2 separate regions of the Mus musculus genome follow, and region 2 is linked to region 1. A link is a contact called in ENCODE POLR2A ChIA-PET data. All regions are on one chromosome and are shown on one strand. The core of a region is the stretch at or near the end of the contact, and the rest is flanking DNA. Distances in the headings are between cores, read along the strand shown. Region 1 overlaps Triobp (TRIO and F-actin binding protein). Region 2 holds the start of Ankrd54 (ankyrin repeat domain 54).

The links. ChIA-PET counts read pairs that join two places held with the same protein, here RNA polymerase II (POLR2A).
Region 2: POLR2A ChIA-PET joins it to region 1 with 12 read pairs in Patski. The contact joins the promoter of Ankrd54 here to the enhancer-like site in region 1. POLR2A ChIA-PET finds 5 or more read pairs at or near these places in 2 of 5 experiments (Patski and embryonic stem cell).

What each region holds. Positions count from the first base shown.
Region 1 is chr15:78,986,765-78,990,819 of GRCm38, reverse strand. Triobp (TRIO and F-actin binding protein) reads right to left here. Exons shown (of 25, transcript NM_001039156.1): 13 at 2,872-2,928; 14 at 1-3. Among named protein-coding and RNA genes, the nearest start is that of Mir6956, 13 kb to the left of the region's middle. Within about 2 kb of position 2,124, at least 3 of the 3 ENCODE cell types and tissues checked have a DNase peak (open chromatin) inside an H3K27ac peak, as active enhancers do.
Region 2 is chr15:79,060,581-79,064,635 of GRCm38, reverse strand. Ankrd54 (ankyrin repeat domain 54) reads left to right here and starts at 1,777. Exons shown (of 8, transcript NM_144849.1): 1 at 1,777-2,163; 2 at 3,425-3,472. The coding sequence starts at 1,839.

The sequences.
Region 1 (4,055 bases), core at 875-3,374:
CCACTGTGGAAGAGGAGACAGTGAGGGAAAGGTTTAGGGAAGGAAGGAGCCTGTGTGTGCTTGTCCACCCTTTGCCCGTTCTTATAGCTAAGGATGTGAAGGGCAGATCAGATCTGAAGCCAAGCAGACGGAGGCTGGGAAATGGATTGTTCCCTCCTCGGTAACCAGGCCTTCTGTGGCCCCAGTGCGCAGCTTTTCTCTGGCTGGCTGACTGTTCTTTGATACAGGGTTGCATGTAGCTCAGGCTGGCTTTCAACTTGTAATAGAGCCAGGATGATCAGGTTGTGGGTGGGTACGTGTGCGGCAGTGCACGTGTGGGTCAGAGTGTGTGGATGGGTATTGTGTGGTAGTGTGTGTGTGTGTGTGTGTGTGTATGTGTGCCCGCGCGCATGTAAGCATATGGGTGGGTACATGTATGGCATGTTCGAGTGTGTGTTAGAGGACAACTCTGTGGAGACCGTTCTCTTCCCTTCACCTTTACCCTTCTTAGATTCCTGGAATCAACTCAGGCCACCAAGCTCGCCACGGCAAGCGCTTTAGCGGCTGTCTTTCTGCCTTGACCCTGAACTTCTTCTGATCATCCAGCCTTCAACCTCCTGGGCACTAGAATTACAGGCATGCACCATCATGCCTGTATTATATGATGCTGGGCATCAAGGCCAGAGTCTTGCCTGGTAGGCAACCATTCTATCAACTGAAGTATTTGAAGCTCATTCAGGACCACTCAAGATATCAGAGCTCAGCATAGCACGTGCCTTTCTCCAGTGCCGATGAAGGAAGGTACAGGCTCTGTGAAGTTAAATGCCTACAGGGGCAGTGACTAAGTGGGGCCAGACCTCTGCAAGTCTTTCTCTGCGTGCTGGCCTGACACAGGGTCAAGGACAAAGGCCTCTCAGACAGAAGGACTAGAAAGAGGCCTGGGGCAGGCAACTGAGTGTTGCTCCCCCATCTGTGCTGCGGGCTGGTTACACACATGTTCCGGTGTGAGAGTGCATTGGTTAACCCTCACATTTGTGATTCCGCAGTGTGAGTCCCTGCAGTACCTCTTTTAGGCTGGGAAGCCACATGGGAAAGGGACAGGCAGCCGAGCATCTCATGTGTGTCTCAGACGACTGCTGGCCACTTTCCTGGGATCCTAGTTGCCATCAGCCCACTGCTGGATCAGTGTGTCCTGGTGCAGCCCTCTTGGGGCTCCCCCAACACCACAACCCTGCCTAGGCTATTTCCTATTTTTATCCCATAGGGACATGATACGGTTTCTAGCATTTGAGGGTGATGCTTTCTACTTCTTCCCAGGGGTCTCCCCTGAGAAACAGGGTTTAAGCACCAAATGCCCAGAGTGTGAGTGTTGCCTTGCCATGTGTCTCTCAGCAAGGGTCACCACCTCCCCAGCCTTCACTGTTCTGACTCTACACTGGGAATGGCAAGAAGTCTAGATTTTGGGTCAGGCTACAGGTTATCTGTCGTTCCCCCCACCCAACCTGCTCCCTCCTCCCCGCCCGAGACAGGGTTTCTCTGTGTAGCCCTGGCTGTTCTGGAACTCACTTTGTAGACCAGGCTGGCCTTGAACTCAGAAATCCGCCTGCCTCTGTCTCCCAAGTGCTGGGATTAAAGGCGTGTGCCACCACTGCCTGGCACTCTTAAAACAATCTTGCTCCTGGAGTGGACTAAGGTACCACTTGGGAACTCAAGTGTCTCTGTGAAGTGAGGAGGGTTCTATGGATAATGGTTTCTTGGTTGTCTAGGTCAGCTCTGTCCCTAATTGTAACAGAAGATGGATGAAGCTCTGAGGGCCCCAGGTTCTAGGCCTGGGCTGCCCAGGGTATCACTCAGCCTGGAAGAGAGCTCACTCTTGTGGCTCCGACTCCCATCTGTACATGAGGGGCTGGGGCTGGCTGCCCTCCCAAGGCCCTTCCAGTTTGGACATTCCAAAACCCAGTGAAAGAGCATGAGTAATGGCCAGTTCTGGGTGGTGCCCATAATCCCTCTGCCCTCCAGGGACTTGGGGTAGGGAGGCCAGAAAGGGGTCACTGGCAGGGCGCCAGGCCTTGTGTGAGCCTGGCCAGCAGCCACTAAGGGATGGCAAGCAGGCAGCGGGGACAGAAGGCTGCGGGGAATTAAAGCGCGTGGGCAGGAAACACAATGCGATTCCCCTTGGCTCTGAGCCCTGCCCAGCATGCGGACCGCATGCAGATCTGATGCAGATCCGAGCCATGGGCACATGCAGGCAGAGTAGGCGGAAAGCCAGTTTAGCTCCCAGCCTCCGGCTTTGCCTGGCCGCTGAAAGAGCAGAGCTGGTGAACGGCACCACCTCAGCTATTTCCAAGGCCAGTCACAGTAGACTGGAAAGACGGAGGGGTGATGAACTAAGCTTAGAAGCTTCCGGCTCCTCACGCAGTCACCTCTGTGAGTGACTCTGTTCTCCATCATACCCATGTCACAGATCTGCTGACTGAGGCTGTGGTTCCACCGACAGGTCTGGCCTGTGTCCTGTGCCCTACTCTGTACTGTCTGGAAGTTGGTACAACTCAGGTACAACTCGGGAAGCCTTCACCCCAGACCCTCAGACTCCTGTCAAGCATTGTCATGAGGAAGGAGAGCCAAGATACTCCTGTCGAGAGCTAAAGATGGGATCTGGAGCGTGCATGGCAGGGAGGCTCCACCCTGTGCCTCACATGTTAAGACTCATGAGGAAGCCTAGAGCCAGCAACCTGTCCCTCCTAAGCATTCACTAAGCCTCTCCCTCGACCAGAAATTCAACTCCATTAGGGTTTTCACTGGCCCTCCCATCGGACCCCTTTACCCACCCCAAGAGCCTCTCCACGGAAGCCCTGCATCAGCCCGGCCAGTCCCTCCCCTCCAGTCTCCTACCTCTCCAGGCTCATCCAAGATTGACATCCATCCTTTCTTGAAGTTGAGCAGATCGGGCTACAGGAAGATGAGAAGGCAAATGGTCAGACTCAGTGTGAAAGCCGACGGGGCTGCTAGAAGGGAATGCGACAGTCATCCTGTCGTAGTCCTGGTGACACTGAGGTCCTGGGAGACCAACGGCGAGGGCAAAGGACCCAGAGAACTTAACTCTCCTCACCTACCCCCAAACCAAGCAGACTCCCCGCCACTGAGACAGCCTTAGACCTTTCCCCCAGCATCTCCCCCTCCCCAGGTGTCCAAGCTCCCCGGCCCTACCCAAGATGGGGAGAGGGAGAGACAAAAGGAACTTTTCCTATAAAGAGAGCCCCAGGGAATCCAGAGAGCAGCCTCGAGAAATAGCCTAGTCCTCTTCGGTAAGATCTAGGTGGGCCACGCGGAACACAACCCAATGTTCTGTCCAGGCCACCACTCCTACCCTTCCCTCATCTCCTAGAGACCCTGAAAGGTTGAGCCAGGCCAGGCTGAGGGCAGATATTCTAAGGCCTCTTCCCCTTACGTCTCCTTAGACAGGCCATAGCACCTCAATCCTGGCAAGCCCTACCTGGCGGGTCCTACCCAGAGATGCATAGCCCTGAAGTCTGGGAGGCCCCAGCTGTAGCATGTTCCACAGGGAGGCTGTGAGCTAGCTCTCTCTGCCCGGGCCTACATGTGGGGGATCATCCTGGCAGTTTCCCGACCCGCTCATCTGGTGGATATCATCCACCAGACCCTCTCTGACCACTGGGGCCCCTCTCCTATCTAGGTCTCTTATCCTTTAGTAGCCTCAGCTCCTGCTCGCTGGCAGGGAGAACAGGGCAGGCCAAACAGGCTGGCGGGGAGGAGGTGGCCACCTGTTGCCATGGCTCTGAGCCCACCTATCAGAGTGTGCATCGAGTGAGCCTCACCAGGCCAAGGTGTCTGGTTGCATGAAGAGAGTCAGTGGGACAGTGTAGCAGGGTGCAGGTGGCAGCTGGGAACCAGAGCCACCTGACCCAGCCACCTCTGTGGGCCTGCACTCCTTTAGAGAACCCCGATTTCCTCAGGCAGAGTCAGTGTGCTGAAAGCATACCCCAGCCAGTAGCCTAAACACCTAGAGCTATCCACAGCCAGAGTTGGGGCTCCCTCATCCTGTATACCTGTCTGAG
Region 2 (4,055 bases), core at 528-3,027, 74 kb before region 1:
ATACACAAATGAACTCACAAAGGCTGGGTTCTTCAATGATGTCTCAGGAATAGATAAACTATACTTCCATGTGGGCCCTATACCCAGGAGTGGTTGACAAACAGAAAATGAACTCAACTTTGTTTTTGCAAACTTTTGTTTTATATTGCGTTGTTTGGCCATTTTTTGTATCATTGGTCCTTTGCCATTTTGTGGAGTTGTTGTTCTTGTTGTTATGTGTGTTTGTTTTGTTTTGTTTTGTTTTTTATGAGAGAAGGAAGGGCATGAAGGTGGGTGGGTAAGGAGGTGTGGAGGGTCTTAGAGGAGTTGGAGAAGAGGAAAGCATGACCAAAATCTATTGTATGAAAATTTTTTTCAATTAAAAATATTTTTAGGCTGGACATGGTGACTCACGCCTTCAATCCCGGCACTTGGGAGGCAGAGGCAGGTGGATTTCTGAGTTCGAGGCCAGACTGGTCTACAGCATGAGTTCCAGGACAGCCAGGGCTATGCAGAGAAATCTTGTCTCAAAACAAACAAACAACAAACAAAAAATATTTTTTAAGGAAGCAGAGGCGGTTGGATCTCTGTAAGTTGGAAGCTAGCCTGGTCCACAGAGTAAATTTTGGCTCAGCCAGGCTGCACTTAGAAACCCTGTTTCAGAAAACAAAACAAAACAAAACAAAACAAAAAAACCAACCCCAAACAAACAAAAAGGTAAAGAAGTATCTACCCATCCATCCATCTGTAATCCACCCATCCATCCATCCATCCATCCATCCATCTATCTGTAATCCTTGCCCTCAGGAGGCAGAGGCAGGTGAACCTCTGAGTCTGGGGACCTAATGGACTACACAATCAGTTTCAGTACAGCCAGGGCTACACGGAGAAACCAACCCTTTGAGGTCAGAAGACCAACTCCAAGAAGGTGCCCTCAAATCACAAACTTGGGGTAGGCAGAACAGGACTATAACCCAAGGCCTTTAATTAGCACAAGGTAGTGTTACAGGTATTTATTTGCTCTCTAAGTGTTTTCTATTTTATTTACCAGCTGATAGAGTATAAATGACTTGCATGCGCTGTGTGTGTGTACTTGTACCTCCCTTGGGTCAAGTTCAGGCCAGTGATCCGTAGGACTTTCAGGGCTGAGGAATTGCTCTTCGTTAATCTGCCTACTGCAGGGTTACTCTTGTATAATTACATAGAATATAATTTTTTGGGTAAAGCAGCGATTCCGGAGAGGGCAAGAGAACGCGACAAAGGAAAATCTATTACGTTAGAAGATATTAGCGCCTATTTCGTGATGGTATCTCCAAATCATAGTGTGTTTGGATTTTTTTTTTTTTTTTTTTTTTTTTTTTTTTTTGAGTTCATTGACTCAAAACACACCTACACGAGAGTAGTTCTGGTTTTTTCACTTTCCTTTCCGATTGGCTGGAGACCTTCTTACCTTGATTGGCTAAAGCATTTGCCATTCGTCTTTCCGGAGCTATCACAGGAAGAAAAGGAAGAAAGGAGTGTCCTGAACGCAGCTATTTTATTGGCTCTGGTAGTAACACCGCTTAGTGCAAAAGCAACTCTAATTTGTGATTGGCTCTTTTGTCCGCCAGTCATACTACCGAAAACCAGTGTTCGCCTTGTAGTCTGCCTTCCTTACCTGATTGGCTGTGCTGTGAAGGCTGTGCGAACTCTGATTGGTCCGTTGCTCTGGCGCGGTCCGACCCGCCCGCACTCTGTTGCTGTGGTTGCAGGCCCCGCCCGTCCGTTCGCTGACAGCGAGGCTTCTCCTGGAGGGAAGCGGGTCCGTTGGTCGGTTCGGAGCGAGGCTGGCGCTGCCAGGCCCGCGCCTAGCCGTTGCCATGGCAGCCACCGGCGGGGGCGCGGACGACGAGTCGCGATCCGGCCGCTCGAGCTCGGACGGCGAGTGCGCGGTGGCGCCGGAGCCTTTGGCGGAAGCCGGAGGCCTGGTGTCTTTCGCGGACTTCGGCGTTTCGCTGGGCAGCGGCGCCGGCCTCCCGGGCCGGTCGGTGGGCAGGGCCCAGTCCTCGCTGCGCTACCTCCAGGTCCTGTGGCAGCAGGACGTCGAGCCTCGCGACGAACTGCGTTGCAAGATTCCCGCCGGGCGGTTGAGGCGTGCCGCCAGGCCCCACCGTCGGCTCGGGCCCACCGGCAAGGAGGTACACGGTGAGCTCAGCCAGGAACCCTGGGGTTGCTTGTGAGTGATCGCAGTGATCGTAGTGGTTCGAGCTGCGGAGGACCGTGTCTTCATCCACTTGTTCATCCCTGAATAAAAACTTTACACTCCCGAGGGTGGTTATTAGACAATAATGTGGGACAATGGAGAATACTTTTATAAGTAGAGGAGGGAGCCCAGAGCCAACTTGTGTGAATGCACAGATCTGAATCAGACTGCCCCACACTTGGCTCGTAGGCAACCTATAGTCACTTAGGGTCTCGGTTTTCTATTGTAGAATGGTACACTACCAGCCTTACTAGGGTGTTAAAAGTTAGGCAGGGTTCTGAACATATATTCTTCTTTTTCGAGGGGCCAAACACTTGTTTGATACATTTATTTATTTATTGGTCTTTCGAGACAGGGTTTCTCTGTGTAGCCCTGGCTGTCCTGGAACTCACTCTGTAGACCAGGCTGGCCTCGAACTCAGAAATCCGCCAGCCTCTGCCTCCCAAGTGCTGGGAATAAAGGCGTGCGCCACCACAGCTTGGCAAGAATGGAAAGTTTTAAGGTTTCTTTTTACACCTAACATCGTTTGACCTGGTATACTGGTGTTATAAAAATTAAAAGAGAATTTGAAACAAAACAAAACAGTGGTATATTGGACATGCAATTGTTATATCTAGTTTGCAACTTTTTGGGTCACTTTCTAACAGCTAAGGTATTGCTTCCTGTTAGTTCTCAAATAGAGGCGATGCCTTTGAAAGAGGGAAGGTTTCTGGTTAGGAATTATCAAGTTTGGTAAGTTGTTTAGGAGTGACCTGCTTTGAAGTCAGATCATAGAGGTTGACTGTGATCAGCTCAGAAAGGACTAAATAAACCCTCACACCCTTTCTGTCTTAAAAAAAATTAATCTCAAATTTCGTTATAACAGCTTGGAGCTGACAGGACAGTTCAGCTTTGTATTATAGATAATAGACTGAGACCCAGGATAAGTACCTGGCTTGCTCAAGGTCGCCAGCTACCACAAGTGGCAGCAATTAGATCTGGCTCCAGAAGTCAGATTTGCTACAGAAAGTGGCCTCTCCATGGCCCCGATCCAGTTTCTCCTTGTTGCTGGGCCAGTGTGTTCTATCCAGACGCCTTTGCTTCAGCCGGGACTGAAGGTGGAGCTGAGGAGAGGCTAGGGAGCCATGCACCTTCTGTTTTGTTCTGGTTTTTGTTTTGTTTTGTTTTGTTTTGTTTTTTAAACTGTCATTTCTCTCTCTATAGCTCTGAAGAGGCTGAGGGACTCTGCCAATGCCAACGACGTAGAAACAGGTGAGTGTGCCCAGGCGGACCTATGGGTGGATGGGGAAGGAAAAAGCCAAGCCCTACGTCCCCGGGCTGTCAGCCAGCTCGCCCTCACTCCCCTGGAGCAGGCTCACTACACTTACTCCTTGACTCTGACGTCACCGTGCAAAATGGAAGCATGGTACTAGCCTTCACCATGCTCCCCATCACTTGGGGTTTTCCTGGTCGTAGTGCTTATCACTCTGTGTGCTTCCTGATCCTAGCAACCATGTCAGCCTGTCTGTTTTGTTTTTTTGTTTTTTGTTTTTTTAACCTCCTGGGACTCAGCATAGCCCTCAGCAAAGAGCAAGTGCCCATTTTGGAACTTGTGGCTCCCAGGAATGAACACGCCACCTTGACTGACAAGTGGCAACCCTGGCTGCTCAGTAGCTGGTCCTTAGACCTGTTAGGTTTTGTTTTGTTTGTTTTGTTTTGTTTTGTTTTGTTTTCCCAAGATAGGGTCTATTTGTGTAGCCCTGGCTGTCCTGGAACTCACTCTGTAGACCAGGCTGTCCTCGAACTCAGAGATCTGCCTGCCTCCTGAGTGCTGTTTTAGACCTGTTATTAACAG